5 separate regions of the Mus musculus genome follow, and all the other regions are linked to region 1. A link is a loop called in an ENCODE intact Hi-C map of the cell type or tissue named here. Cell type or tissue: heart. All regions are shown on one strand. Region 1 has its middle 27 kb from the start of Cdc7. Region 2 overlaps Tgfbr3 (transforming growth factor, beta receptor III). Region 3 overlaps Hfm1 (HFM1, ATP-dependent DNA helicase homolog). Region 4 has its middle 11 kb from the start of Brdt. Region 5 overlaps Tgfbr3 (transforming growth factor, beta receptor III).

What was found. A loop is a pair of places that touch in the nucleus more often than their neighbours do. Peaks named below come from ENCODE experiments on the same cell type or tissue, not always from the same donor. Only the 100,000 strongest peaks of a DNase experiment are listed, where the experiment ranks them.
Region 2: a loop joins it to region 1, with 2.4 times the contacts of the local background. A loop is called at or near these places in 5 of 42 quality-filtered maps.
Region 3: a loop joins it to region 1, with 7 times the contacts of the local background. A loop is called at or near these places in 8 of 42 quality-filtered maps.
Region 4: a loop joins it to region 1, with 7 times the contacts of the local background. A loop is called at or near these places in 25 of 42 quality-filtered maps.
Region 5: a loop joins it to region 1, with 2.8 times the contacts of the local background. A loop is called at or near these places in 2 of 42 quality-filtered maps.

Annotation. Positions count from the first base shown.
Region 1 is chr5:106,988,384-106,993,383 of GRCm38, reverse strand. No RefSeq gene overlaps it. Among named protein-coding and RNA genes, the nearest start is that of Cdc7, 27 kb to the right of the region's middle. In heart, a CTCF peak has its summit at 2,534 (motif pointing left); DNase peaks (open chromatin) are centred at 1,623, 1,923, 2,623 and 4,003; H3K27ac peaks cover 666 bases.
Region 2 is chr5:107,145,905-107,150,904 of GRCm38, reverse strand. It overlaps Tgfbr3 (transforming growth factor, beta receptor III), which reads left to right. Exons shown (of 17, transcript NM_011578.4): 6 at 947-1,115; 7 at 2,732-2,879. Among named protein-coding and RNA genes, the nearest start is that of Gm42146, 54 kb to the right of the region's middle. In heart, no CTCF peak of the experiment used is centred here; DNase peaks (open chromatin) are centred at 2,614 and 4,594.
Region 3 is chr5:106,858,208-106,863,207 of GRCm38, reverse strand. All of the region lies in intron 31 of Hfm1 (HFM1, ATP-dependent DNA helicase homolog), which reads left to right. Among named protein-coding and RNA genes, the nearest start is that of Gm33327, 58 kb to the right of the region's middle. In heart, a CTCF peak has its summit at 2,629 (motif pointing left); no DNase peak of the experiment used is centred here.
Region 4 is chr5:107,317,926-107,322,925 of GRCm38, reverse strand. No RefSeq gene overlaps it. Among named protein-coding and RNA genes, the nearest start is that of Brdt, 11 kb to the left of the region's middle. In heart, a CTCF peak has its summit at 1,995 (motif pointing right); no DNase peak of the experiment used is centred here; H3K27me3 peaks cover 609 bases.
Region 5 is chr5:107,231,214-107,236,213 of GRCm38, reverse strand. The region is part of intron 2 of Tgfbr3 (transforming growth factor, beta receptor III); the gene reads left to right. Among named protein-coding and RNA genes, the nearest start is that of Tgfbr3, 56 kb to the left of the region's middle. In heart, no CTCF peak of the experiment used is centred here; a DNase peak (open chromatin) is centred at 2,073; H3K27ac peaks cover 2,830 bases.

The DNA of each region.
Region 1 (5,000 bases):
TTCATTGTATTTTAATACCTCCATGACCCTCTTAGGAACCACTAAGTCCTGATGCACACCTTTCAAAGCAACCCGTGCAGAGCCCATGCCTAACAGCACTGGGACAGGGCTCTCACAATTGAGGCACTTCCTCTAATCACTCCAGGGCTTTAGTGAAATTCTAGGCCATTGAGCCTGCTGCAGCTCAACCTTGCCAGTTTTGCACCCATTCCTTCGTTCCTACCCATCTTTTCACGTGCCCACCTCTTCTGTAACATATCAAAGTTTTAAGGTCCTGAAAAGAAAAGGATAGTGGAAAGGTAGGAGAAAACAGCTCCAAGCAAAGCAAGTATAACACCAACAAATAGTCACATAGTAAAACCCTGCTCCCCCTGCCCTCAAATCAATAAATACATTTATTTCAATTTGCCAGGTGTGGTGGTGCATACCAGTACTTCCAGCACTTGGAAGGCAGAGGCAGGTGGACCTCTGTGTTCAAGACCAATCTGGTCTACAGAGAGTGTTCTAGATCAGCCAACGCGCCACAGTGAGACACTGTCTCAAAAATAATAAATGGATAAATAAATAAATGAATGTACTGAGTGCCTGGTAATAGCACCAATAGATAGATAGAGATAGGTGAGAGAGAGATTATAGATATATGATGCATAGATGATAGATAGATGATAGATAGATAGATAGATGATTATTATAGATGATAGATGATAGATACATAGATGATTGATAAATGATAGATAGATGATAGAAGATAGATTGATAGATGATAGATGATTGATAGATTAGATGATAGATGATAGAAGATAGATAGATGATAGATGGATGGGTGGATGGATGGACAAACGGACAGACGGATGGATGGATGGACAGATGGATGGATGGATGGATGGATGAATGGATGGAGTGAATGCCTTGTATTCCCAGCACTGGGAGCAGAGATAAGCAGATTCCTTGCCAGTCATCCTAGCCCACATACTCAGTTCCAAGCCAATGACAGACCCTACCTCAAAGAGGGAGAGGGAATGTCACCAAAAGCCCAAGATTGTCCCGACTTCTCCTTACACAGGTACACATGTATGTGCAAAAAGTAAGAATGGGGAAAATGAAATTCTCTAAAGTTAATATCCAGCGAAAACTAAAAAGCTAAAGGCCATGTTTTTCTCCTTACTCCAATTTCATCATATGCTGGGAAATGTATGTATATATGTATGTATGTATGTATGTATACACACACACACACACACACACACACACACACACACACAGGAAGGGACACGGTGTTCTCATTTCCACCCACTGCATTCTTCCCAGCTGCCAGTTCTAACATCTGCCATCCCTTAAATGTGAAACGGAGCATCAGGTTTGAGGGCTCATGCAGTATTGCTAAGCCCCTACTTGCAACAAAAGTACAAATAGTCTCTGGGGAGAGAAGTCCCCACAGTGTCCTTATATCATCACATATGCTTATGAATGCTACAGATGTCGATTAGGCAGAAACTTCTGAAAGTCCCTGTGCACAAAGAGAAAGTTCTCCAGATTTCTCAATGGTGGGGCTAAGGCTAGAGTTCTTGGCTGATAACATTGCTATACAAGGAGAGTTTGCTGCAACATTTCGTAACTCAAGAGTGCAGGCCTGCGGCCACACTCTTACAACACAGTTGGATTCATCTCACACTGCGGTGAGGAGAGAGTGGGAGGAATTTAAACATTCTTAGCTTTGTTTGGATTATCAAAACAATTCCTCTTTATGGAGTGCACCAAGGTGTATCTCACGATCTGTCCAGGGCAAAAGACAGGTTAGGATCTGATGTGGAGGCAGAGAAACAAAGTGGTTTTGTCCCTGACTACACAGTGACTGGGAAGGCGGTCTGGGTGAAGGTACATAGAAAGGGGAGGCTGGAGAAGGAAATTAGAAGGAGGCAAATGGCAGAGAGGACAGACCCTGGGGGTGCTTTGAACATCCTCGCTGGAGCTTAGCATGGAAATACAGTGCTGGCAGATATGCCTCTGACCACTAATAGACAGAAGGGGGGTGCATTGGAGGGAGGAAATGAGCCCCCAAGCTTCAGGAGCGGCTTTCCTCCTTCCAGCTATGAAGGTGGGGGCAGGGAGGCGCTCAGCATTTCTGCTCATGCCCAAAGACTTAAAAAGATACACAGAGCTTCATTTCTAGAAGTCAACTGTCATTGACCTCAAAGAACAAAACACAAAAATATACCTCACTGCAGGCATGCTATGTGCTGAGCACTAGAGACCCAGAGGCACGTACATTAGACAGATAAAGCCTTGTTGTAGATGATAGACAGGAGGGACTGGTAATACGGTACAGGGGAGCCCGGGGAAGGAACACAGGTGAAAAGCCCGGGGTAGAGAATGGTTAAACCACCACCAGCTCTGTTTGCCTGAACACTTAGTTTTCTGTGAGAGTCGATGTTTTGTGTTTATGTCTTCAAAGTCTTACTGATAGATCCATCCAAGTGTCCCGGGCAGCTGCCTCACAGAACATGCCAAAGGAATTCCTGCCATCTGGTGGACAGAGGCAATGTCACCGTGCAGCTCCAGGGTCACAGCATCCAGATTCTGCTACCCTGAGTTAAGTCTGATACAGCTGGCTGTGGCGGCCCCGCACCCACAACCTCTGCACCAGGGAGGCGGAGGATCACTAGTTCAAGGCCAGTTTCCGTTACACGAGCTCCTGTGTAAACTTAAACAAACAAGGGTGCTGGAGAGTGGACCGGAAGTCCAGAGCACTTGCTCTTGCAGAGGTCCTGGGTTTGGTTCTCGGCACGCACGCCGTAGCTCAAACCATACTTAATTCCCATTCCAGGTGAGCTGACACCTTCTGTGGTGTACATGCATGCAGGCAAAATATTCATATGTGTAAAATTTAAAAATCTAAAAAAAGAAAATGAAAAGTCCGACTATAAATACCCTGATGTGCTTTATTCTTTTGTAATCATTGTTACCGATTTATTTTATTTTATTTTTATCTATGTGTGAGGGCATGTGTGTGTGAGTTCAGGTGCCCATGGAGGTACCATGGAGGTGCTGAGAACTGAACTTGGGTCCTCCGCAAGAGCACTAATTGTTCTTCCCTGCTGAGCCCCCACCCCCACCCCTCATCAGCCACTCAGATGTACTTAACAAAAGTTAAGGAAAAATATGCAAGAATGTTCTCAAGAAATTCAACCATGTCTGAAAGAGGACATGGAGAATGGCGAGGGGACGATAGAGAGCCCGCTGCATAGTTGTTCTGATGCTGTGTTTCGGGGCCACTTTTACCCCTCCAGACTGCAGGCACATAAAAGCGCTTTGCAGCTGAGATTCCTTTCAGTCTTGGCTCGCTCCTTCACTTCACACTCCTCCAATCAAAGTTTCTTTTTCAGTCGATAAAGGGTAAGCAAGGAGGCACTAAAACATTTCCCAGTTGTGCTGTTTATACTTTTAAGTGTGAATATCCGAGGTCCCACTCAATGCTCAGACACTCAGAGATACACGACCATCAGTCCCCAGCACAGATGGCCTCAGACGCCCATGTTCCGAGGAGAACATACTTTCAAAATTAACAAGTTGGAACGCACTTCTAACAACTTATATTACTCCCAGTTGATGGACTCGATTTTATAAATGCAATTTGGACTCAGAGATGTTAGACTTCTCAGAACAAACAAGCTTTGGGGACTGACGTGATACGTTTAGAATTGAAGCTATCTTTAAAAAAAAAAAAAAAAAAAAAAAGACTCCAGAAGAAGGGTCCTACATGTATATATCAAGTGTGGACATTTTTGCTTTTCCATGGTATTTTATACACACTGGCATTTTTTATTGTTGTGACATTTGACACAAGAGCAAGAGTTAAAAATGAGACTGTGCTAGAGTTATGAAACTTTTGCCCGCTGGTCTTTCACACAAGGCTGTGAAGGGTTACTGTGGATAAAGTTCCCACCAGCTGTTTCTCCTCCGCCGAGGTCAATGTTCTGGGAACAGAGTACCAGCAGCTTGGAGAGGAGAGAAATTAGTCCTGAGATGGATGGGACCTCGGGGGAGCTGGGAAGCCTTAGGACAGACAGTCCACCACGGGAAAGCAGTATAACCCTTCAGATGTCTAAGAATTAAAGAGGCTATCTTTAGACTGGGATTGTCCTGGTGGGTCTTGGAAATCCCTCCATCGGGTCAAGTTCCCAGGCGGCTCTAAGGCCTCGGCTGACTACTTGTGTCTCTCTAGTGGTAAGAAATGTAAAGAAATGAATGTGTGGTCTCTTCCTTCAGGAGACTTGTACTTCACTACAGGTCTCCGAGGAAGTCACTGTCACACAGACATTCCAGGGAAGACATTCCAACTACAAAGTCCCAAGTCTTATTCTGAATTGAAGCATCAGACTGGAATCCTGCCTTGACTCGTCACATTTTTATGAGTTGGGGGTGGGGCGGGGAGTGGGGGGGGAGACCATTGGGAAAATATGTAGGAGCTACTTCATTTTTCTGTCCTTCTAGTTTCTTGTCTAAATCACATGCTAGTCTTTAGAAAAGTTAGAGGGAATGTACACAAAGTATAGATATATCCTTATAAAACAAGCACTCTGGGCATGGTGGCACAGCCAGTAATCCCAGCCCTTGGAAAGAGGAGGTGGGAGATCAAGAGTATCCTTGGTTACACAGAAAACTAAAGGCCAACCTGGGCTACACAAGACTCTGTTTCAAAAACAAACCTAAACAAAAAACAAAGCAGACACTCTAGTTAAGAGAGGTTTCTGATCGACTAAGCAGGTTATATTTATGTATCAAACAATTAAGTTTTAGAAGGCCGTGAATTTGAAGGAGAGCAAGGAGCTGTTTACAGGAGGTCTTGTAGAGAGGGAAAGGAAGGGAGAAATGATGAAGTTTTATTATTATCTAAAAAAAAACAAAAAATAATTTTTAAAGTAAGTTTCCAGTCTGGTATCACTACCAAGAAAGCAAATTAATTAACAAGTGCACATTCTTTCATGTTATTTGTCAAGCTT
Region 2 (5,000 bases), 160 kb before region 1:
CCAAGGAGAAGCCTATAGGATTAAAAATGGATTCAATGTTGCCAGTGCTCATGAAAATACTGGCTAGGTCGGGACCTTCTGGTAGACAGATGACAGTCTTAAGTCTGCAGCCCAGGGGAGGAGCTGTGGTCTAGGCGCACAGGAGTGAGTGAGGTTATCTATAGAAAATAGACAAAGGGAGGATTGAGATTCTGAGTCTTGATTATTTAGCCTAACATAGGTTTCCAGCTGCATACATTTCCCTGTATATGCCATGATGTCATTTTTTTTTCTCATAGCTGTATATCTTTGTTGCTGTTTTGTTTTTTGAGATAAGGTCTGTAGTCCAGGCTGCCCTCAGACTTGCTATGTAGCTAAGGATGCTTGTAAATTTCTAATTTTCCTCGCTTCCACCTCCTGAGTGCTGAGATTACAGGTGTACGCTGCAGAACCTTTTACACGATACTGAATATGGACCCCAGGGCATATTGCACGCTAGGCAAACATGTTACCAACGGATCTACACTCCCCAGCTCAGGGCTGGGAGTCTTGGGCTTGGCTGACATTAACTACAGAGCCTCAGAAAGGAAAGATGTCCGTGTCCCACATGATCCCCTGAATCAGATTCTGAGGGACAGAGTCCTAAGAGGTGGTTCTGTCCTGGATCAAAGACAGAGGACCACTCTAGTGAAAAAGAGTAGGACACAGCAGGGGTCAGAGGAGATGAACAGGGGCAAGAAAGGAGTGGGTGTAGGCAAAGAAGAAGCCACTAGCACTGGCCAGCAGAAGGCCCCTGGTAGCCAAGGTAGAAGGCATGGCTGAGCAGTAGCCGAGGCCACAGATGAGGACCCTTTGGGCTCGTGGCTTCTGGTTCAGACTTAGCCTCGGTCACACTACCACCTCTTTCCTTCCCTCCTGGTCCCATAAACTCCCCGATTTGACCCCAGTGCCCTGTCTTTACTTTCAGATCAAGTGTTCCCTCCCACGTGTAACATAGGGAAAAATTTTCTCTCGCTCAATTACCTTGCGGAGTACCTTCAACCCAAAGCCGCCGAAGGTTGTGTCCTGGCCAGTCAGCCCCACGAGAAGGAAGTGCATATCATTGAGTTAATCTCCCCCAACTCCAATCCTTACAGGTGAGCACGCCTGTGCACTCAAGTGCACCCATGTCTGCATGTATGTACATGTGTGTGTGCGTATGTGTGTGTTATAACCTGAGAAGAGATGAAAGTAAAGATCTGTTCTCCCCTGATATGAGGGTGAGAGCGGGGAGCAGCTCACTTTATTTGGAGAGAGGGAAGCAGCCATGCTTCAGGCAGGCGTGGATCACAGAAGAGGAGGACGGCACTCAGCATGGTGACGTGGTTTGCATTATCACCTGGTTGTAAAGATATATATGCCAGAGAGTTCTTGAAGCCCCTTCTTAACTTCTGGGTTTAATTTTTAAGATAATGGTTCTCCTTTGCTATCTCCTTTGACGGACATCATCACTGTTGAAACAGTGATGTAATTAGAGTTACAGAGTAGCCTTATTATCTACCACAGTTACCATTTTAATATGCCTCTTTTGATTCGGTTATATGTATAATATCCTCAGAGTACGTATGCACCGTGTGTCTGTGTGTCTGTGTGTCTATGTGTCTGTGTGTGTCTGTGTCTATGTCTATGTGCGTGTGTACTGCATCTTCATGGTATGAATCAAGGATCCATTAAATAGATATCACAATCTGACACTTGTGGAAGTTTGATTCTCCCTATGAAAATAATTAGATTTTGTTGTTGTTTTTAAGGAGGGGAAAAATAATAATTTTCTACCCTGACCTGTATTTCATATGGGCCAGTGACTCAAACTTTACCAGTTTTTCTGTAGAGAGATTTTTGAAATGAGACGTGTAATAGAGTTTTCATTTCAAAATTGAATAGACCACAGATCGTTTGGGTGAGAATCTGTTCCATGCCATGTACAGAACTCTGTGGAGGGACCTGGAGAGTGCGCAGACCTTCAGCCAGGCTTTCTGATCATTGTGTCTCACACTTGAAACCACGACAGACCCTTCCCTCAAATTCGGAACGTTTAGTAAAGCGTTCATTTAGTAAAAACCATTTTCTCTCATGCTCAGTTCTTAGAAGTTTGTATTGTGCTCATCAATTTTGTATCAATTGCTTGCTTGACCACTAATTTAAATAACTTTATATACAGAAGCTTGGGAAAGTAAGTGCAGATATGATTATTTAACTGTTACTGATGCCGTAATCAAAACTTACGTAAGTCAAGAGGCCTTTGGCCTTTTATTTATTCTGACATTTCCTGGAGCATGTGCTAGCATGCCTCCTACCCCTTCCCTCCTCCAGCCTCAGCCACCCACATCAGGCTTTGAAGGGCTTCAGCATATAGGGACTTAGAAGTTCCACAACAAAGGGCGAAGGCACAGAACCTTGAACACAGACAATTCTGCTTCAGAAGGAAACTCCCTTGGTGTTCAAATCCCTTTAACTGAGGAAGCATTGAGGAGCCTTCCTCCCTCCCCCTCTCTAGAGGAGAAACACAGCTAATTAGCATCAGGCCTGCGATCCTATTGTTATGTAAACCCGTTTTGTTCAGCGTGCAACAGCAATCTGTTTTGCACATGTCATTTGCCTGGGATCCACGCCAGCATTTTAATCAACTGGCCAGACACTGGAAACACGAGGCTTGGAGCAGTGGCAGCCTTCTGGCTCCGGTCTTGACTTTGCCTTTGGTTTTCACACACAGCACCTTCCAGGTGGATATAATAATTGACATACGACCTGCTCGAGAGGATCCTGAGGTGGTCAAAAACCTCGTCCTGATCTTGAAGTGCAAAAAATCTGTCAACTGGGTGATCAAGTCTTTTGACGTCAAGGGAAACTTGAAAGTTATTGTAAGTTGGTTGCTCATTTCTTGGTCTTGTTAAACAGCAATAACTTAAACTGTGGTTGTGTGTGTTATTTTTGCAAAGGTTCTGCCTCTTTGAACTTTCTAAGCTCTCTGTTAGTTTTCACTCTGCAGCCTATACTTGGTTTCTTCTGCTGGACAGTCAATGTCATGGCTAAAACATGGCCCTAGGGAACATTGTGGACTTGGGTTTGAGTCTTGGCTCTATTACTTAAAAATTATGGCCTTGGACAAGTTCTTAAAGCTCTCTGAACTCCAGTTACCTCATTATGAAAGTTCTGACATGAGTTAGTGTACTTTCTAGTCTTAGTAAACATGAAGCAATGAACATTTTCATGTCTGCATATTCTTTAGGGGGTCAGTGTCACAGTCTGGAACCAGGTGCATAGGGAGGAAGGAAAACCAAGCTGACCCCAGCCCATGCTGTAGACTTCCCTGTTGAGATAAATATGTGATGTTGGGTGAATCTGGCTTGCATCCAACTTCCAGGAGTAATACTCTGACAGAAAAGTAACTCTGGGCTCTGTGTGTATATGGAGGGGGTGGGGAGTGAGGGTGGCATGGGATGGGATGGGATGGGATGGGATGGGATGGGATGGGATGGGATGGGGGTTGGTACTCACTCAGTAAATGACTTTATCCTGCAAGCTGTAATCCCAGGGCTGGAGTGTGGAAGACAAAAGAACCCTGTGAGCTCAGTTGCTGTCCATTCAGCCTAGCTGGCTTGGTGAGCTCCTGGTTCAGTGAGAGAAGCAGATAAAGATTCAAGAAAACACCTGATGTTGACTTCCCACCTCCACAAACACATATGTGCACCCTGCTCACACACATGTATATGCACTACACATGATCCTTTCATGGTAACCAGCTTACCTCTAACATAGCTTCCCAAAGCTTCTGTGAGGGGCCTTGCAGGCTGACAGGCTAAGGCAAAGGTTCATGTTGAAAAGTTGATGAAAGTTTGGTAAAACCAAGCTCATCTCAGATATAATTAGGGGGAAAAAACAACCCGATTTGGCATAATATTGGAGCAAAGTGTGGTGTGTGTGTGTGTGTGTGTGTGTGAGAGAGAGAGAGAGAGAGAGAGAGAGAGATCTCCTTGGCATCTCTTTTGTAAGAGTCAAATTTTTAATGTGTGTTAATTGACCATCTTTGTTAACAGCTAAAATGGATTGTAGATGTTTGGAATTTAGGAGAGTCGAGTTGTGTTGGTTCAGCATTCCTCTGCCCACTGCACCTTCCATGTGATCTCTGTCCTTTTGCTCACAGCACCTTCCATGTGATCAGCAGTGAGCAAAACCAACAGTTCCCTACAAGTCCAGTCACTTAGGTGAGCTCCCAGAGGAGCAGACAAAGCCAGGAGCACATCTTAATTTAAAATGCTTTTTCCTTGTTCCTAGGGATTTTTATATTATTATTATTATTAATTTACTTCGACTTTGAAACAGTCCAAATAATCCATCAAATGTAGTAGTGATGCATGAGGCTGGTACTGAGTGCAAAGCCTTGCCGTGATTTTCCAAGGTCACAGATATTTTGATTGCCTTCCCTTGGCATGGCGTAAGGGGTGGTGGCGACCTGGAGTGTCTGCTGCCTTTGCTGCCTGGCACGCCGGCCAACTGTTTTTAGTTTCAGAATAACAAAAACAGGAAAGGGAATCATGCCTTGAAAGGCAGAAAACATGCGGTGCACTTTAACTCCCTGCTGGAGTTTGTATGTACTTAGCTCTGACTGGCGGCTCTGCTGTCCCTGCATGCACGTGCCTGGACCACAGTGGTCCTGGGCTTTGCTTGAATGTCCCTGTCTGTCAGAGGAATCAGAGAGACTAAGAAAGACGAGGAATAAGATCGGCCATCATCCCAAACAAGATCTGTTTATATTCCTCTCTCTGGCTGCACTCCTGTTCCAGGCCAGTCCTGGACAATACATGACAACATTGCTAAACAATTAGGTAATGTTTCATGATGATCTTTTATTCCCCAGTCAGTTTCAGGCTCTTTGACTTCTAACTCCCTGTCCCAGATGTGAGCTGTGCTATGAGGAACAGGTACATGCTAAGACAAAAGTTTAGGTTGCAGCTTAGGAAGAGAGAAATGGTCTTCCCTTT
Region 3 (5,000 bases), 130 kb after region 1:
TGTTGAAGGATTACTTTCTTGCTTTTTCTAGGGTGTAGTTTCCGTCCTTGTATTCGTTTTTTTTTTTTTTTTTTTTTCTGTTATTATCCTTTGAAGGGCTGGATTCGTGGAAAGATAATGTGTGAATTTGGTTTTGTCATGGAATACTTTGGATTCTCTATCTATGGTAATTGAAAGTTTGGTTGGGTATAGTAGCCTGGGATGACATTTGTGTTCTCTTAGTGTCTGTATAACATCTGTCCAGGATCTTCTTAGTCTCTGGTGAAAAGTCTGGTGTAATTCTGATAGGCCTGCCTTTATATGTTACTTGACCTTTTTCCCTTACTGCTTTTAATATTCTATCTTTATTTAGTGCATTTGTTGTTCTGATTATTATGTGTCGGGAGGAATTTCTTTTCTGGTCCAGTCTATTTGGAGTTCTGTAGGCTTCTTGTATGTTCATGGGCATCTCTTTCTTTAGGTTTGTGAAGTTTTCTTCTATAATTTTGTTGAAGATATTTGCTGGCCCTTTGAGTTGAAAATCTTTATTCTCGTCTACTCCTATTATCCGTAGGTTTGGCCTTCTCATGTGTCCTGGATTTCCTGGATGTTTTGAGTTAGGATCTTTTTGCATTTTGCATTTTCTTTGATTGTTGTGCCCATGTTCTCTAAGGAATCTTCTGCACCTGAGATTCTCTCTTCCATCTCTTGAATTCTGCTGCTGATGCTCACATCTATGGTTCCAGATTTCTTTCCTAGGGTTTCTATCTTCAGTGTTGTCTCACTTTGGGTTTTCTTTATTGTGTCTACTTCCCTCTTTAGGTCTTGTATGGTTTTGTTCAATTCCATCACCTGTTTGGTTGTGTTTTCTTGTTTTTCATTAAGAACTTCTACCTTTTTAGCAGTGTTCTCCTGTATTTCTTTAAGTGAGTCATTAAAGTCCTTCTTAACAAAAACAAAAACAAAACAAAACAAAAACAAAAAAAAGCCGGGCATGGTGGCACACGCCTTTAATCCCAGCACTTGGGAGGCAGAGGCAGGCAGATTTCTGAGTTCGAGGCCAGCCTGGTCTACATAGTGAGTTCCAGGACAGCCAGGGCTATACAGAGAAACCCTGTCTCGAAAAAACAAAAAAAAAAAAAAAACAAACAAAAACAAACAAACAAAAACAAACAAAACAAAACAAAAACAAAAATAAAGTCCTTCTTGATGTCCTCTACCATCATCATGAGATATTCTTTTATATACGGGTCTAGCTTTTTGGGTGTGTTGGGGAATCCAGGACTGGCTAAGGTGGGAATGCTGGGTTCTGATGATGGTGAGTGGTCTTGGTTTCTGTTAGTAAGATTCTTATGTTTGCCTTTTGCCATCTGGTAGTCTCTGGAGTTAGTTGTTATAGTTGTCTCTGGTTGGAGCTTGTTCCTCCCGTGATTCTGTTAGCCTCTATCAGCAGACCTGGGAGACTAGCTCTGTCCTGAGTTTCAGTGGTGAGAGTGCTCTCTGCAGCCAAGCTCTCCTCTTGCAGGGAAGGTGCCACAGATATCTGGTGTTTGGACCTGCCTCCTGACAGAAGATAAAGGCCCAAAACAGGGCCTGTCCCAGAAGCTGTGTCGCTTCCGTCTGTCACAGAAGCTGTGTAGCTTCTGTAGTCCACACTCTCACCTGCGCAGACTAGTCTCTGAGGGATCTGGGAACCAAGATGGCTCCCCCAGGTGCTCTGGCAAAGCCCTCCCAGGCGGGGTGGACACCTCTCCTCTCAGGGCCAAACCTTCTAACAGTGCCATTTCTTGGGCAGAACATATACAAACCATCACACCCACCTCTATTTTCTCTGCCTGGAAGATCCATCCTCCACTGCCTGCCCAGCTATTGGCCATCAGCTTTTTATTACAGCTAGTCAGATATAATTCTAGACTGCCTTAGGCAGGTGAGGAAGAACAAGTATTTACAGAATATGAGCCAGGTGATGGGCCATAAAAATAACAAGACCAAGATTCTGCCAGCATTTAGCTCTCTGCTGGAACAGAATTAACAATTGAGACCACAGAGACACACCTTCACACAGTGTACCTCAACATGTACTCAGTCGTGGGGCTCACAGTTTCTGAAATAAAGAGTAATAGCATTAAAGGTCACATGGGTCCTGACACAGTAATAATAGTAGGAGACTCACAAACTACCTCACTGTCACGTCTACAGAGGCTATTCAAACTAAAACACAGCCTAGGAGCTTCAGAATGAATTACACCACCCATCAACAGCACTTAAGAGATAGCTAAACAGCCAGGCCTGGTGGCACATGCCTTTAATCCCGGCACTTGAGAGGCAGAGGCAGGCGGATTTCTGAGTTTGAGGCCAACCTGGTCTACAAAGTGAGTTCCAGGACAGCCAGAGCTATACAGAGAAACCCTGTCTCGAAAAAAACCAAAAAATAAATAAATAAATAAATAAATAAATAAATAAATAAATAAAATAGCTAAACAATATTTCATCAATACAGAGAGCATACACTCCTCATTCCTGATGAGACCTTCGAATCCTGCCATGAAATACTGAGGAGTCCCCAGAGTTCCTGTCAAGTTTCTAGACCCCAGTTAATTTCTGCTAAGGGGAGCACAGTTGCATACACTGTCCTGGTGCACCATCTTGTGGCCGCTTTTCAAACCACAGCTCTCAAAAGTCTTTATGAAGAAGCTTTATGACAAAAGAACAATATACAAGGCATTTCCTCCTAGTCATCTCATCTCCTAAATAGTAGGTTTTCTCTAAGTGAGTAAAATGGACCCTTTCAGGTAGAATCAGCACAGCTACCATAACTCCAGAGGAAGAATGCTTGAGAGAAAAGGCTCTGGAAGTTGACCACAGAGATTAGACACTTCCAATTTTCTATATGTTAAGCCTGTAGTTTGAGCATGTACTCTGCATCTGCTACAAGTTAGGTTTCTTACATACACAGTAGAAGACAACTGAGGGTGACCAGATAGTTGAGGAAAATGTGGAATGTGGAAAACCTCAAAGCAAACACAAGTGGATAGAAGACCAATGGGACAGTTCCAGGATATAAACATAATAGCAGCCTCCTAGAAATTAAGCATCAATTTGCTGCTATAAGTGTAATAATAGGCCATAGATGAAAAGAACAAGAATAGTCACAGAGAAGGCAAGTCTGTGATTAGATGCACACACTGGAGACAAAGTCCAATCTAAGTGATCCCTGGATCCATGTGGTAGGAGAGAACCAGCTCCAACAAGTTGTTCTTGGCCACACACACACACACACACACACACTCTCACACACACACTCACACACACATACACTCACATACACAATCACACACATACACACACACACACACACACACACACACACACACACACACACCTGGCATTAACACTTTATTTTGGAAAGAGGTTTTTTTTTACAGTATAGTAGACATCTGTATTAGCCAGAAGATGGGGATGTTCCATTATTTTTCTAGATTTTGAGATTTTTTTCTTATCTCTAGTTTCAGAAATAATTACACAGAAATTTTTTCTGTCTTTTACTGTAGTCACAAAATGGCTTTATCTGAGTGTTGTTTGTATTTTCCAAGTCTTGTTCAGTTGAGAACACTGTAGTATAACTATTTGCTTTCAGGTGCCAGGGATTTATTATTATTACTAATACTCTCAGCACTTGTATGTGACAGTTAATCTTCGCTGTGAATTTGACTGGATTTACAATCACATAGGAAACACACTTCTGGTTTCAGGAAGTGTATGTGCTCTGTGTGGGTATGTGAACCTGAATGCAGGTGCCCACAGAGGACAGAGGGGTTGAATCTCCTTGGAGTGAGAATTACAGGCAGTTGTGAATCACTCTGGCTTCTGTGAGCTTGGGTTCTCTGAAAGGCAGTTCATGCTCTTAACCGCTGAGCTGTCTGTCTCCAGTTGTCAGATGTTTTGTCACAGCATCAAGACAAGTGGCCAACACACTGCTACACAGATTTTGTCACTGTAACACCTGAAACAATTTAACTGAGGAAGGATTTATTTCAGCTCAGCAGTTTTAGCTCGCTCATGCTAGCTGCTGCAGTGGTTCTGGACCTGTGAGGTCGTGAGCATTGGGGTCAAGGTGTGGTTGGGCAGAGCTGCTTATCGATGACATCTAGGAGCAGAAAGAAACACATAGGAGCCAGGGACGAGATAAGTCTTCCAAAGCAATCCCTGCCCAAGCTTGAGGAGCTAGACCCCATGTCCTAGCGCCATTCTTGATGGTGCTGGGTTATAAAACCCTGGATGAATTGGTCCAGAGAGGACAGCAACAGCCTGCATGCACCGGTCACCAGTCAGGGACCAATACCTGAGCCTTGGGGGTACATTTTATATCCAAACCATAGAGTACCTACCATACCAACCATTTCAGTCCTCAAAGAGATGAGACGCCTGCCTTTGTAGTGAGACACCTCATCAGTTTCTCCAGACTGCCTCAGATAGATTTTAAGTGTCTAACTGTGCCATGACTTGAAAAGATTGAACAAGGACACTAAAAACAAAGGCCAAGGAAGGTTATAAATGTCTTCAATACTCGGCAGTATTCCAGGTCATTTAACATTTGTGTTACAGCAAAGACTGTGCCCACAGTCTTGTGTCCCATGGTCACCTCTATATGGAATATTTTCTCCTTGTCCCCTTCCTGTGTCCAGACCCTTTTATCCTCTAAGGACAATTAACATATCCTCCCCTCCTCAATGTTACTAGTCAGAACTAAAACCAAGAGAAATATATTTAAAACATAGTAAATGTGGCAGGCCTGGTAGCAGTTCTAGTTAGAGAACTGAGGCAGGAGGCTCAGGTGTTCAAGGCAACTTAGATGCTTTTTCAAAACAAAAGATAGGAAAAGCAGGCTGGGGTACAGCTCAGTGGTAGAGTGCTAATTTAGCATGCACAGAACCTGTGCTCAATCCCTAGTACTATAATAATAATTAATAATAATAATACAGAAAACCCACAGATGATCAGATATTAATTTTATATACTTA
Region 4 (5,000 bases), 330 kb before region 1:
TTATGTTTGTGTGGTTATCTTCTTTCGGGTTTGTTGAAAGAAGATTACTTTCTTGCTTTTTCTGGGGTGTAACTTCCCTCCTTGTGTTGGCGTTTTCCATCTTTTATCCTTTGTAGGGCTGGATTTATGGAAAGATAATTGTGTAAATTTGGTTCTGTCATGGAATATCTTGGTTTCTCCATCTATGGTAATTGAGAGTATTTGCTGGGTATAGTAGTCTGGGATACATCTGTGTTCTACTAGGGTCTGTATGAAATCTGCCCAAGGTCTTCTAGCTTTCATAGTCTCTGGTGAGAAGTCTGGTGTAATTCTGATAGGCCTGCCTTTGTATGTTACTTGACCTTTTTCCCTTACTGCTTTTACTATTCTTTGTTTGTTTTGTGCATTTGGTGTTTTGATTATTATTTGATGGGAGGAATTTCTTTTCTGGTCCAATCTATTTGGAGTTCTGTAGGCCTCTTATATGTTTATGGGCATCTCTTTCTTTAGGTTAGGGAAGTTTTCTTTGAATGGCCCAGAAGCACCTAAAGAAATGTTCAGCATCCTCAGGCATCATAGAAATGCAAATTAAAGTGACCATGAAATTCCACCTCACACCAGTCAGAATGGCTAAGATCAAAAATGGTGACAACAGATGCTGGTGAGGATCTGGAGATAGAGGAACACTCCTCCATTGTTGGTGGGATTATAAGCTGGTACAACCATTCTGGAAATCAGTCTGGTGTTTCCTTAGAAAATTGGACATAGTACCACCTAAGGACCCAGATATACCACTCCAGGGCATATACCCAGAAGATGCCCCTATATATAACAAAAACACATTCTCCTCTATGTTCATAGCAGCCTTATTTATAATAGCCAGAAGCTGGAGAGAACCCAGATGTCCTTCAACAGAGGAATGGATACAGAAAATGTGGTACATTTACACAATGTAGTACTACTCAGCTGTAAAAAAAAAAAAAAAAAAAAAAAACCAATGACTTCATGAAATGCTTAGGCAAATGGATGGAACTAGAAAATATCATTCTGAGTGAGGTAACCCAATCACAAAAGAACACACATGGTATGCACTCACTGTTAAGCGGATATTAAACCAAAAGTTAATTCACAGACCACATGAAGCTCAAGAAGAAGGAAGACCAAAGTATGGATGCTTTGGTCCTTCTTAGCAGGGGTAACAAAAAACACACAGGAAGAAATATGGAGACAAAGTATGGAGCAGAGACTGAAGGAAAGGCCTTCCAGAGACTGCCCCACCTGGGGGATCTGTCCCATAAACAGTCATCAAATGCAGACACTATTGTGGATGCCAAGAAATGCTTGCTGAGAAGAGCCTGATATAGTTGCCTCCTGAGAGGCTCTGCCAGAGCCTGACAAATACAGAGGAGGATGCTGGCAGCCATCCATTGAACTGAGCACAGGGTCCCCAATGGAGGAGCTAGAGAAAGGACTGAAGGAGCTAAAGGGGTTTGCAACCCCATAGGAAGAACAACAATACCAACCAACCACATCCCCCAGAGCTCCCAGGGACTAAACCACCAACCAAAGAGTACATATGGAGGGACTCATAGCTCCAGCCGTATATGTAGCAGATGATGGCCTTGTCGAGAATGAATGGGAGGAGAGGCCCTTGGTCTTGTGAAGCTTAAAACCCCAGTGTACGGGAATGCCAGGGCGGGGAGGTGGGAGTGGGTGAGTGGTTGGGGGAACCCCTTCATAGAAGCAGGGGGAGGGGAGATGGGATAGGAGGTTCTGTGGAATGGGGTCGAGGGACTGGGAAAGGGGATAACATTTGAAATGTAAATAAAGAAAATATTCAATAAAATAGAAAAAATATATAATTATGTTCCTTTTTCTCTTATCCCTCATGAATTAAAAATACAAAAGTCCAGTGTCCTGTTAATACTAATGACAACTGAATACATTGAGAGATTGGTTTGAAATTCCCAAACATATTAACAGTTTCCCTTCTTTCATTTCTTAGTATATGCTTTCATGTAACCACTAGGTGGCAGAACATGCCCACATTCCTTTCAGGGAGCCTTCCGTGCTCACCTTTTTGGGAACATTAATAAAAGTTTCATTATTTGGTTTTGTTTGTTTGTTTGTTTGTTTGTTTTAATTAGATATCTTCTTATTTACTTTTCAGATGGTATCCCCTTTCCTGGTTTCCCCTCACAAAACCCCCTATTTCCTCTCCCCTCCCCCTGCTCACCAACCCATCCACTCCTGCTTCCTGGCCCTGATATCCCCCAATACTGGGGCATAGAACCTTCACAGGACCAAGGGCCTCTCCTCCCATCGATGACCAATTAGGCCATCCTCTGCTACATATCCACCTAGAGCCATGAGTCCCATGGTTGGTTGAAGTTTCATATTTGAAGAATACGTTGTAGCAAGATAAGTACTTTAATAAACAATGTCTCAAGGTGTACTACATGCAGGGAAGACAGTTACTTTTATTTTTAATTCACTCTAGAGCTAACAGCAACACTAGAAGTAGACTTATGTCCCTGCTGCTGCCCTCCCCTGTCCCTCCCCAGTATCTGACATGCGCTATGGACTTGCGCTGGTTAATTTTAGCTTTAAGATATGACTCACTGGGGAATAATGATTTTTTTTTTAAGGTCAGGCTTTCATTCTATAGCTCAGGTTGGTCTGTAACTCAGAGTCCTCTTGCCTTAGGCTCTGAAGTCTTTGCGTGACAGGAGTAAGCTACCACACCCCATATGTTTTCTAACCGTTTAATTCAAGATGGATCCTGCCATGCATCTTTTTTACTATCTTCCAACTTCTAGACATGTTAGGGGGAAAAGCAGTTTAAGTTTCAAGGCTTCTGCACTGTGTCAGTAGATGTGCTTAGGAGTGGCTTGATATACTTGGAAGTTTCTTCATCTTTAGTGGGTGAGTGCTGTTGGGTGTATTTTCTGTAGAAAGGTATAGAATGCAATTCACATTCATATAACCACACGTGCTCAGCTTACCTTGGAAGGATCTGAAATGGGCTAGCAGAAAAGTCACCTACATCTAAAATTCATCAAATATTGCTGTCAAGGTTGTCTGAATTTATCACAGATGACCAACTAGGGGCTATTTAGTACAGCTGTTCACTGTCAGGAATAGAATACTTTCCCCTGAAGTTGTTGGTCAAGGGTGCTCTGGAGATCACCAATACAATATAGGTTATTGTCATTGATCTTGGTTGCCCACTAGAACTCCATAGTAAGACCCTATTGCTGAAAACATCGCAGTTTGGTCACAGGACTTGAAGAAATTAAGCTGGTACTGACCGTGAAGTTTCCTCCCTGCTGGCTATCTTAGTACTGGAGGGTACTATTTATGTGGCTGGGGAAAGATTGTGAGCCTACAATAAATGAACAGATGGCAAGATATGCCCATGGACACAGCAGTGGCATGCATGTTATGGGGATAACCAGCTAGGTGTTCTCTGGTTGGATTTAAGGTCCAATCGACAGGAGGGAAAACATGCCTATCACTGTAAATCTGGTCAAAGAAACCATGGTTGAGTCGTCACAGCCCCAGGGGTGAACCTACTACTATTTTGCTAAATGACTTTAACTTTTAAAGTTTTGCTAATAACTTTAATATCAAAATACCCTCTAAATTCACATCTGCCTGCAGCTTTCAGACCCCATCAGCGAAATTTCTTTGTGCAGTGGATGAGGCTTAACCGAGAAATTCACAACTGTTCAACTTGCAGAGAAGTGTCCATGGTGCGTCCAGCCACAAATGGGTCATCTGTATCACACCCACTCTCAAAGGCTTCAGGGTCATCATGGAAGATGGGGAAGAAGGACGGGAAGAGCCAGGTGTCAGGAGGACCAGAGTGAACAGGGTCTTCTGGACAGACCTGACCACCCATGAGCTAACAGCGGTGTGGCTGCCTGAGCGAGACCTGCTAAGATCGAACTGGTCAAAACTCTAGGAGAGCGGGAGCCCCTGCTCAGGCTGAGGAGCTTCTGACAGTCAGCTCTCAGGAGGAAGAGTCGGTTGTCTTACAGGTTGTGGCCTCTTACAGGTTGAGTACCATGGAGGCATACAGTGGACGGCCCCACACTTGTGAGTACAGCCAATACAAGTAGGATTTGGGGGACTAAACGTGAAGTTGGGAGGGGCTGGGAAAATGGGAGTTTGGTCTGGGGGAGTTAGGCAAATACAATAAAATGCAGAGTATGCATGTGTGAAAGTCTTGAAATTAATTTTTAAAATTACACTTAAAAAAGAAATTTGATTCAACCAACTGCTGGTGTGGAGCCCCACAGGACTGGGGAAGCGAGTCTGAGCTTCAGAGGCTGAAGCCTTGGGTGTGGCCCTAGCTGAGCAGCAGGCTAAACCTCTCTGAGCCTCAAATATGAACGAAGCAAGTGTGATCACACGCTGCCAGGAGACCAACAAGATGATGATTATGGCAGAGGCAGAGAAATGGAAATTTCTGCTTGCAAGGTGATTGTTATTGTCTGGGGGGGTTGCGTATCATCCTTGCCTGCTATCTACATTGAGAGGCTTTGCTTGTATCCCCAAACCCCTGTTTTCCAGCAGAGGAAAGCAAATGAAGCGATTGCCAAGCTCCTTATTAGGGGCTTGCTGTTTGCTTGTTTGGTGCTGTAGGTCACACCCAGGGCCTGGCATACACCGAGCACTTTCTAAACACCAAATACTGTTTCTGTCTCCTTACCTAGCAACTAAATTCTTTTTTAGCCTTAAACTCACTATGTAGCTGATTATCTTCTTGAACTTCTGATCCAGCTCTGCTAAGATTACAGGTGTGCTGAATGGTTTTCGTCTCATCCTGACACAAGCTTGGGTCACCTGGGAACAGTTAACCTCAAATGAGAAGGTGCCTTCATCAGACTGGCCTGGGGTCCAATCCGCTGTGGGTGGTGTCACCCCTGGGCCGGCAGTCCCCGGTTGTGTTGAAAAGCGGGCAGAGCAAGCCATGTTGAGCAAGACAGTTAAGTAGTATTTCTCTACAGCAGTGG
Region 5 (5,000 bases), 240 kb before region 1:
GGCATGTTAATAACAAGTCAGTCGGAGAGAAGCCTGCACTGGTCATAGCTACCTTGCCTTCTGAATGTGGGTCAGAGAGACTGAATAGATACATTCATTCAGTGATCAGGGAGTGGCAGCACCTTTACCCAAACAGGGTGATTTTCAGCTTTTTGATGACACACGCTGTTATTGTTGTAAATAGGACTGGCTGAAAATGTGCCCCTGGGAGTTAAGGCTTTGCTCTCTTCTCTACCACAGATCCTGTCTCCCTGTATCTCTGATCATTCTGTAAGTATCTGTTAAGGGCCAGAGACATACACAGATGCATAGGAAGGAGAGGGTAACTGGGGGTCCTCCTTTGTGTCTCCTCCTTACCAGTCTTTGGCACTGTCCATCAAGGACAGGAAATAGCCATCGGTTCCTTTGGTAAGAGCAGTTTTTAGACAGGTTTGGAAGAGGAAATGAAAACTGTTGAAAAACAGGAGATCTGCGGACAACTGCTAGAGTCTTCTTAGTCCTGTTTCCTGGGAACTCTTTCCCAGTTACCACTGAAAATGGTGGTTTTTTAAGTTTAACTAGCTTGTAGGTGACGCATGCTGGGAATAGAAGCCAGAACCATCCCATGCTATAAACTACCAGCCTGGGTGTGTCTGCCCTGGTTCTGTGCCTCTGGTTGCTGTGATTTGAAACTTCAAATGCTAACTGTGTGCCTAGCACTACACCTCACACCTCCAAGGCCACCCAGGACCTTCCTCTATGGTGGTATAGGGTATGGTGGAGGGGGAGGGACAGAAGCTTTGCTTTGGTAAGGCCTGGTGTTTGCTTGAACCCACAAGTGGACTGCAGGTCTGTGGGGAATCTGAAATACTAACTTCCAGCCATGCTGTGTACAAAATGAAACCAGAAAACAACGAGGCGTGTGTAGAGCAAAAAGGACTGAAAGTGACTGGAAAGATGGCTCAGCAGGTAAAGCAACCGACCTCTGTGCAAGCCTGGTACCCGAGTTTGGCCCCAGATCCCACATGAAGGTGTAAAGGGAGCACTGGAGCCATAGTGTCCCCTGATTGCCAGCTATGCATGTACACACACATGCAATAGTGAAGGATAAAAGAGAGAGAGGCTGAGGATAAGGCTCTGTGGGAAAGTACGTGCTGTGCAAATGTGAGAACCCGAGTTCAGATCGCTAGTACCTCGGGAGATGCCCGGTGGGTGTGGTGGCCCAGTGCTTGGGAGGTTGAGGCAGGACCCTTGGAGCAGGAGGCTAGCTGGACTAGTTGAATCAGAAAGCCCTGGGTTCGAGACAAAGGCCTTGCCTCAACATATAAAGCAAGAGTCACAAGGGAAGACAGCTGACCTCACCTCCACGTTCACATCCACATCCATACGTGTGCATGCACACTTACACACGTGTGAAAAAGGAGGAACTGGGCATCCTGGCAGATGGAGAGGAAGAGGCAGGAGGATTGCTGCAAGTTTGAGGCCAGCCTTTCATTTCTCTGGTACTCATTTTCTTAAACTACAGTTGAGATTTCCTTTTGTTTTCCTGCACCAGAGAGAGAGAGAGAGAGAGAGAGAGAGAGAGAGAGAGAGAGAGAGAGTATCATGCTTGTAATCCAGGCCTGCAGATGGCTGGCAGCTGTATGCCTCAGCGTTTGGAAATAAAAGGAATTTTAGCCCTTCATGAAAGGTAGACATTGAAAAACTCTTTCTCTGCTACGATTCTTATCTTCCCTTTTTGGATTCCCAGCACAAGGAAGTCATTTGCTACAACAAGGATTTGTGGAAACACATTCATTCAAATACAAAAAGAGAAAAACTTGACTAGTGTGTCAAGCAAGCCTTCCCTGTGACAGTGCTGGAATACGAGTTTACATGCCACAGTTTAAAGTTTAAATCATTAGCGACAAGCTCATTGCAGCCACTGGTGAGTGTGTATTTACTGCAAAGGCCCGAGAGATCTAAGCTCACGGCAGCACACATCCCCCTGGTTATCAGTACCATCCTCATGGCTGAGCTGGGGCCCTCGTTCCAGAAAACATACTTCCTTTCGTGTTGGAAATAATCCGCATTTATTTTGACCTTCAGAGGACTCGTGGCCTTGCTGGAGGACATGAGCCAAAATTTATCCTGGCAAGGCCAGAGCTGTTGGAGGCTTGTCTCCACAGGGATTGCATAGAGTGAGCCGTTAGAGGCAGCAGGAGGAAGGTGGCTGAGGTCAAACAGACATTCCTGAACTTTCCGGCCTGAAAATTAAAGGGGTACTTAAGAAAAGCAGTATTTGCAGCCCCTCTCTCTGTGTCTGTCTCTCCATCTCTGTTTCTCTCTGTGTGTCTGTGTCTCTCCATCTCTGTCTCTCTGTCTCTGTCTCTCTGTCTGCCTCTCTATCTCTGTCTTTCTGTTTCTCCGTGTCTCTGTCTTTCTGTCTCTGTCTCTCTGTCTCTCTCTCACCCCTCCCCTTCCCACCCCAGAGTTCCTGTTTGTCTGACTTTGCCAAGGTTAGAGTGTTCTTTGTAGCTGACCTTGGTAGGAAGAGGACATCGAATCTCATTTGTCACTGTGGATTAATGCCTGTAATTCTCTAAAGTTTGTCAAGTGCAGATCTCAGAAGATGGATCACATGACTTTTGAGCAGTATTCCTTGGTTGTAAAAATGTTGTTAGCTGAGGATGCAGCTTATGCCAGTCTTTGCCTAGCGTGTGTGCAAGGTCCCAGTTGGGGAGATATTTTAATCCATCAGGTGCTGTTGCGTAAGCACAAGTCCTCAAGTTCCGTTTCCAGAATCCATGTGGAAAGTCAGGCATGATGTGCATGCTTGTTCCCTGTCCCCATGCTGGGGAGACAGACACAGGTAGATTCCTGGGGCTCACTGGCCTGACAGCCTAGCCCGATGGTGAGCCCATGGTCCCAAAGAGACATTCTGTCTCAAAAAACGAAACAAAGCAAACCAAACCAATAACAACAAAACCCCAAACAAGATGAATGGCTCCTGAGGAATAATATCCAGGTTTGACCCCTGGTCTCTCTTCTCATGCACACATATATGCATACATTCACACACACACACATCCCCCAAGTTTGATCCCCAACATGGGCAAAATATGAATAAATGAATAAGCCCTTATAAAAGTACCGTCAGACTGTTAGGTGGCTGGAGATGACTGTCATGGTGTCTTCCCTCCAACCTCACCTCAGCTGAGACAGCGACCAAAGCGCAAGGCAGAATTCAAAGGACTGCTCTTACTGCAAAGCCAATGTGCTAACTAGAGGCTGCGTGGCGAGTGTGAGAATCCTTAGCTAGACCAGAGTCTCTTGTGACGCTGAACCACAGTTAGCATCTGTTATATTTCTAGCTGTTTTAGAAACAGGAGATGCTGAGGCGCTAGATAAATCACACGTGGTAACATTAAGACATTTGTTTTACTAAGAATATCCATTATGTGAGAACAATTAAAAATGATCATTTTAGAGTCAAGCTCTCAGTTTGATTTGGGGGAGGGGTAAGTATTTTATATCATACTTACATGAAGAATATGGATACTGATGGTCTTAAATACTTCATGTCACTGTTGATGTTTACTGTGCCGGTGAAGAGTTTCATCTGAGCCCAGTAAATGGGAACCACATTCTGTAATGATTTTCAGAACATAAGGTGAAAGAGGTTCCATAAAATACTCAGGTGGGCTGAGTGATGAGATGAACATCTGCTAGGGCTGGGACGATAGCTCAGTGGTAGAGTGTTTCCCTCGCATTCACAAGGCCCTGGGTACAATACTCAGTACAACCAAAAAGGAAAAATAATAGGGAGATAGATAAATAGATAGATAGATAGATAGATAGATAGATAGATAGATAGAAGATGATCATTTAATCCAGGACAAAGGATTCTGACCTTATAGCTGTGTGCCAGCCACCTTGGTTGTCTGTGTGTTTTCTTAACTACACAGGAAGAATGTTAACAAGTCTAGGTATAAAAGAATACACTATGCAATGTGTGTTCAGCCCAACTTCATGCCCAGTGCAGGTGAGAGGGCAGGATGATAAGAGTCTGCAGGCGAGAGCTAGAGAGGTGATCCCCGGAACCCACAGAAGGACTGTTCCATCACTCAGAGGCAGGAGCAGATCCCTGGGGCAAGCTGGCTAGAAGGTTAGCTGTAGAGCTCTGGGCGCAACCCAACCGAAAGACCCTGTCTCAATGAACACCGTGAACAATCAAGGAAGACTTCCGTGTCAATCTTGGGACTCCACATTCATATGTGCATGTGCACATGTGTGCCCCACATGTGTGACTACACATACATTATGCATGCATGATACACATATATGCATGTCCAGTGCATGCACACACACACACACACACACACACACACACACAAACAGAGGAAGAAGTTTGCAGGACTGGTTATGTGTAGGGAAAATAAGAAAGAAAGAAAGAAAGAAAGAAAGAAAGAAAGAAAGAAAGAAAGAAAGAAAGAAAGAAGGAAGGAAGGAAGGAAGGAAGGAAGGAAGGAAGGAAGGAAGGAAAGAAGGAAAAGGAGGAAGGAAGAAAGGAAGAAGAGAAAGAAAGAAGGAAGGAAAGAAAGAGAAGAAAGAAAGATAGATGTGTGTTTTGATAATCTTTGTCAAGTGTTTTTTCAAAGACTGGCCTCAGATTTAAAGCATTATCCAGATGTAGTCTTTGGCCTCCGGTAGTCTTCTGATAGGAACTCGGCCTGGAGCTGAACTTGGACACAGCCTGTTTTCTCTTCTGTTTAATTACTAAGTGTCCAGTCTGCCTCTCTTTGTTATTTCTCTTCTTGCCCTTCTGTTGCTTTCTTCAGGGGCTGCTGTTTATTCTGGAATGCAGGACACCCACATTTAGAATTAGGGTTTGTGTGCCTCGATCCTAACCAGGAATGGGGAAAATGTGATCTGATGTTTTAATCTACAAGTTTTAGTAGACTCAGAAGGGTTCTAATCCACAGCTATGTGCTCAGAATTCCAACCTGTAAAGCCTGCGGGTTCACTGGTTAGTGATAATG